2 separate regions of the Homo sapiens genome follow, and region 2 is linked to region 1. Evidence: chromatin loops called from intact Hi-C (ENCODE). Cell type or tissue: HepG2. All regions are shown on one strand. Each heading gives the region's core, and the rest is flanking DNA. Links, peaks and the distances in the headings are about the cores only.

Region 1 (2,903 bases), core at 114-2,613:
CATGTGTGTACTTGTGTGGGGTATGCCTGTGTGTGCCCGTGCATGCACGTGTGTTTATGTGTGTGTATACGTGTGTGCAAGAGGAAACAGATGGTGACTTCGCTACAGCATTGTTTAGCTGACCCCAGTGCAGGAGCTGCCCTCACCATCTGTGTCCCCCTTTTCGGCAGCCCCAGCCGGAGTTCTGCCTCATGCCACACGTGGGTCCATTCCCGCGGAGTCTGGACTCTGGGTTAAGAGAGGTAAGCGCTCAGAAATAGTAAACCACTGTTTTCTTGCCGGCTGTTTGCCCTTATTAATTCAGGTAGCAATTACCCATTCTGAATATTTGGCAACTAATTAGTTTTCCCGTGGAGATGGCAGAATGAGGAATGCTCTGCTCTGACCTGATCCACTTTCTCAGTTCCCGGGGGCGGGGGTGGGGGGGCTAGGGGAGGGAGGGCACCGAGCGTGGGAGTGAGAGCTGCAGAGAAGTCTCCTCAAAGCCCGGGATGCCCTTTAGCTGCCGGGGTCTTGGCTAAAAATCTTTAGGAGGATAAAAATAACCCACCCGATGTTGGTTTTGTTGGGGCTTTCATGTCACGGGCCCATTTCCTCTGTGGGTGCAGCTCCTGGCAGTGCGCCGGATAACGGAGGAGGTGCTGTCAGCGCAGGCTGAGGGCTGCTCTCCAAGCAAAGAGCCTCCTCTTTTGGGAACCGAGTCCCTCATTTGGACTCGGGATCCATAGGAGACTGGAACCTGGACTGCAGGGACCCGACGCTCAGGGTGAGGGCACCCCTCAGACCCCAAGAGAATGGGGCCTGTGGAACACGTAATTCGGGGACAGGTTGGAAGAGGCACTCAGATGACCGTCTGGCCGAGCTTAGCTGGGAGTTGAATCAGAGATCGTTTCTTAACAACCACTAAGCCCCTTGGCCAACATCTGGCCTATATTTGCCTTTTTAGCTCCTGAGCTTTCTGCTACTGGGAAGAGTTGTCAGTGACATGATCTGGTTCCCGGAGGCACCTCTGAGAAAGGGTTCTAACTGATAGGAGGGTGCATGGACCAAGGCCAGCTCAATCCAGCAGCCTCCTGCATTGGAACAGCCCTCGGGCAGGAATCTATTTTGGGGAAGTGGTAGATGGATGAGCCAACCCATTGCACTGCTTGCTATACCTTTTCTGGTGGTGGGGAGGGGGCTCAGACTACCGTGGGGAGTGAATGCAGTTCAGGGCACCACAGACCAGCCCGCTGGCGGGGGAGGCTGCCTCCAAACGCCTCCCCGCACACTATGTCTGCAGGGATGCAGAAGCCTGTGAGTCACAGGCCTTCTTTCTGCCCAGCACAGTCATGCATTTGTGTCTGTGAAAGGTGCTCTTTGCCCGATGGGGGCTAGGAGGCCTCCAGGCCGATGTCCCCACCCATAGCTGTGTTTTAGAGCCTTGTCTTAGCTGTGGGCAAGACTGGCTGCCCGCCTTCCTCCTTGGACACAGGTCCTCTCCAGAACCTGAGGTGGGCATCAGCATTCTCAGACTGGCACCGGCTGGCTGCATGCCCCCTCCTTCTTCTGTGTCCCTGACACTCAGCATGTACCTGTCCGTCTGCACGCAGCTGGGGCCGGCTCCAGTCAGCTGCACACAGTTTGCCCAGCTCACCTACTTATTGTAGTTCAAGGCCAGGGACCCTGCCTCCTGTGTGTCTGGGGTTTCCCCAGGGCCTAGCTTTCACTCTGGCGGCCCTAGCGGGTGGCCGATGCTGGGTCACGTATTCGGACTGGTTTCCCTAAACTGCGGCAGCTGCAGTTCCTGTACAGATAGGCTCAGCGAAAGTGCCGGAGCCTTGGGTTCAGACCTGGCAAGTCCCGGTTCTGCCGGTTGTGTGTGACCTTGGGCAAATTCTTTCAGCTCCAGGAACCTCGCTTTCCTGGCGATTGCTGTATTTTGGGGGTAGATGACACGCATATTTGTCATTAGAGAGAACCACATGCTCCGGTCCCCAGCGGCGTGCAGGGGCTTCAGGGAAGAGAGTGTGCGGAGGGTGACCTTTGCAGTTTGCAGCTGGACAAGTGGCTTTGGGCCTCCCTGTAATCCCTCACGTGTCTGTAGGGTGAGCAGGCGTCACTCCTTCCTCCCTGGAGCTGAGAGAGTTCTCCTGCTTTGGCCGGGAATGACCGGCTTAGAGCTGAGGTGGGGGTGACACCCAGGTGTTTTCCAGGTCACCCAAGGGACAGGGTTGAAACAAGCACCATCCCAGAATTCCCAGGCTGGGACGTGAAGTGGCTTTGCGGTGCAGACCGGCTGTCTCGCGACGTGGGCCACTGCTTGCTTCCTCCAGGCCACACCTGACCTCGGCCTAGGAGTGAGCTCAAAGCTGCACACACAATCCCTTCAGCTGGATTGGGAAATGCAAAAACACCAGGTGCAGGGCTGTCGGTTAGAGTTTCCATTTACATTACCTGGGGCTTTTCTGTCCGGCTCGCCCTTCCCCCACCACCTTGCACAGGCCTTCACTCCCACAAGCCCAGGGGGTGGCGGTTCTTCCCAGACAGTCCACCTGGGGAATGTGAGCACCAGGCAGGCCTGGCCTCCCGCTGCAGACAGGACACACAGCTTCTGCGGGGGACCTGGCTCTGGCTGGGGAATTTTGACCTGCAAAAGGCAGACAGCCATGTGACAACTGTGGAGGCCGGGATCCTCGGTCCAAACCCCTCATTACCTGGGTGGCCCTGGGCAAGTCAAACCACCTCCGATTTCTCCTCTGCACATGGGGATGTGAATACTTCCTTAGAGGCTAGTGGTGGGGATTAAATAAGCAAAGGATAAGAGAGGGGCCGGAACGGTGGTGCTTGATACGTGGTGGCTGATGTAATCATCACCCCAGCGTTCAGTGCAGGCTGTCTGCCTCTGGCTTCGCGGAGCTGGC
Region 2 (2,903 bases), core at 241-2,740, 85 kb before region 1:
TGCACCCCAAGTCAGTGAGCATGGGGCATTGAGAAGGTCTAAGTATACCCTAGTATACTGGAAACTAGTTGGGCCAGGAAGCCCAAGGAGGAGTAAGAGAGGAAGAGGGTGGTGTGGACATGGAGGTATAAGACCCCCAGAGCTGCACGCAGGCTGTGGCCATCTACACATGGGTCTGCAGCACCACACAGTGACACCAAACATTTGATGCCGTAGGGAGCAAGAAAACGTCTATAATCAATTGCTTCTTTAAAAGTGTGGTACAGGCCGGGCGCAGGGGCTCAAGCCTGTAATCCCAGCACTTTGGGAGGCTGAGGTGGGTGGATCACGAGGTCAGGAGTTGGAGACCAGCCTGACCAACGTGGTGAAACCCCGTCTCTACTAAAAATACAAAAATTAACCAGGTGTGGTGGTGCGTGCCTGTAATCCCAGCTACTCGGGAGGCTGAGGCAGGAGAACTGCTTGAACTCGGGAGGCGGAGGTTGCAGTGAGCAGAAATTACACCACTGCACTCCAGCCTGGGCGATAGAGCAAGACTCCGTCTCAAAAAAAAAAAAGTGTGGTACCCACAGGGTCAGAGTTTTCTTTTGTTATTTGTTTTTTATTTTGTTGTTTGTTTTTTAACCGACAGTACCTTTTTCGAGTTTGTTTCAGGAAAAAAAAAAAATGTGAGTTCTGAATTTTCTTCCCTACTTGCCCTCCTCCTTCTATCCCAGATACCTGGGGCTGTCCCCTCTTCCCTGTGGACAGTCACTCTGGCCCTGGCCTGAGACTGGATGTCAGCCCTGCCTCTGTGAGCCCTGCCAGCCCCGTCTGCTGACAGCAGCTGCACGCTGATGTCCAGACTCCACGACCGGCCTGAAGCCTGTCAGGGTCCAGCCAGCCCACTGTCCAGCCTCAGCTTCCATCTCTTGCTCCTCTCCCATGATGCTCCAGCCATCTGTGTGGAGCCACACACACCTGCTGTTCCCAGGACAGCCCTGGGTGGATGTTTACTCCTGCCCGCTCCTCTCCTGGGAACACCATTACCCTCCCCTTCGCTGCTTGGCTGACCCTTCTCTGTCCTTGAAGCCTCAGATATCACTTCCTTTGAAACCGTCCCTGCTCCCCTGGGCTGGATGCCCCTGCCTGTTCTTCTTCCCTGGAGCCTGGCCTGTACTGGGCTGGACTGGCTGCTTTCTGTGATCTCCTTCAACAGCGCCACTGTGATGGCCCAGAGCAGGGGGCTTTTATCCCAGACGTGGCAGGTGGAGCAGTGTCCAGGAGCCAGAACCACCTGTCTCCCGGATGCTTGAGGGCGGCAATTTTTGAGTGCGGTCCAGGACGTCCAGACCACTGGGGAACCCGTCAGCAATGTGGACGCTCCAGCCCCAGCCTGAGCGGTGGGATTCAAGCCTCTGGGGACAGCCCATGGTCTGCTCTGACCAGCTCTCCAGGGACTGTGCTCCTGCCCAAGCGGGTGAGCCCTGGCAGCTCTGCAGATGGGCAGGTGGACGACAATCCAGTCCAACCCCTCAGGCAGCCTTTCCTGGGCATTCAGACTTCAACGAGGGTGACATCATGTCCTGAAGGCACACTCAGAGAACAGAGAGTTTGTCACCCATAGCTTAAAACCAATATCAACCAACCACAGGGATGAGGCTGGGGCTGGCCTGCAGAAGAAGAGGGAACTGTGTGTTAGTCGGGGCCTCCAGCTAAGGGTGGCTGAGCCTGCCTGGGCTCAGAGGCCTGGAGCCACACATGACTGGGTTGGGAGATGATGCCAGAGGCCTGCTCAGCAGCCAGGGTGCAGGTGAAAGTCCAGGGCCCGAGGGGTGGACGTTGTCCAGAATTCTGGGGGTGGTACTTGCTGTTTTATCAGACCAGGAGATGGAGCTTGTCATGTTCCAGACTTAAATGTTATTGCCAAAAAGAAGCCCTAAACAGGCCACGGTGTCCTGTTTTTTTAAAATTACGGTTGAGAAATAGAGGTCCGGAGTGATGACAGGACGGGCCAAGGCCACAGGCTGCTGACGAGGGTGGTGCTCTGCCCTGCCCCTGCCCCTGGGGCAGCCCTGGTCTCCAGGAGCAGTGCCCTCAGAGCCTTGCTCAACCCTGGGGGCAGGCGGGGTCCCCAAGGTTGGCCTGTTCCTTCCTCTTCTTCAAGGCTGACAGGGGGCTGTCAGGAAGTGGGGAAGGGGTTTGGAGAACGCCTCCAACTCCAATTGTTGGAGGCTTTCTTTGAATTTGGGGTGTGTGGTTCCTTTTCTTCAATTTTTGTACAGTTCCTGAAGGGGAAATGTGCACCCCATGTCCACTCACTGAGGCCTGTGCCACACTGAGAGAGATAGAACTGGATGAGGTCCCCAGCCTGGCACCTCTCAGGGAACCTGGGGGCAAGGTCCCACAGGTAGACGGTCCCATGCCCAGTACACGCATCTGATGTGTTAAGATATTCCCCCTGACGTGTTCCAACCAGGCGTAAATAACACGCGACGTCGTCCTGACAGCAGATAGAGCTGACCGTGCCCTGTTGTCTCAACACTTATCTGTGGACACCATTTAAATATCTTTTTGGAGATGTTGCTGTGTTGTCCAGGGTGGAGTGCAGTCATGATCACGGCTCACTGCAGCCTCGAATTGCTGGCCTCAAGTGATCCTCTCACCTTAGCCTCCCAAAGTGCTGGGATTACAAGATATGAGCCACGCCTGATGCCTGGCCACTGTGGGGCACAATTTATAGAGTGACTTGTGGCCCTGCAGTTATGGGTAAGTAGAATTGGACCTAAGAGACACTTTGGCACCGGAGCAGCTGTCAGCTCTGCCGTCAGGGCCACAGTTGAGCGTTCGGGATCTTTTGGTATCCTCATAGCCAGTCTATTCCACACAAATGAGGCCAGAGGAACACCCTTCTCGTGAGTGGG

Evidence for each region. Peaks named below come from ENCODE experiments on the same cell type or tissue, not always from the same donor. Only the 100,000 strongest peaks of a DNase experiment are listed, where the experiment ranks them.
Region 2: a loop joins it to region 1, with 6 times the contacts of the local background. A loop is called at or near these places in 3 of 110 quality-filtered maps.

The regions. Positions count from the first base shown.
Region 1 is chr2:8,573,229-8,576,131 of GRCh38, reverse strand. The region is part of intron 4 of LINC01814 (long intergenic non-protein coding RNA 1814); the gene reads left to right. Among named protein-coding and RNA genes, the nearest start is that of LINC01814, 9.1 kb to the left of the region's middle. RefSeq lists enhancers at 1,140-1,189, 1,210-1,259, 1,280-1,479. In HepG2, for the core only: no CTCF peak of the experiment used is centred there; DNase peaks (open chromatin) are centred at 1,341, 1,651, 2,081, 2,431 and 1 weaker place; H3K4me3 peaks cover 1,987 bases.
Region 2 is chr2:8,658,337-8,661,239 of GRCh38, reverse strand. No RefSeq gene overlaps it. Among named protein-coding and RNA genes, the nearest start is that of ID2-AS1, 22 kb to the left of the region's middle. In HepG2, for the core only: a CTCF peak has its summit at 1,782; a DNase peak (open chromatin) is centred at 1,929.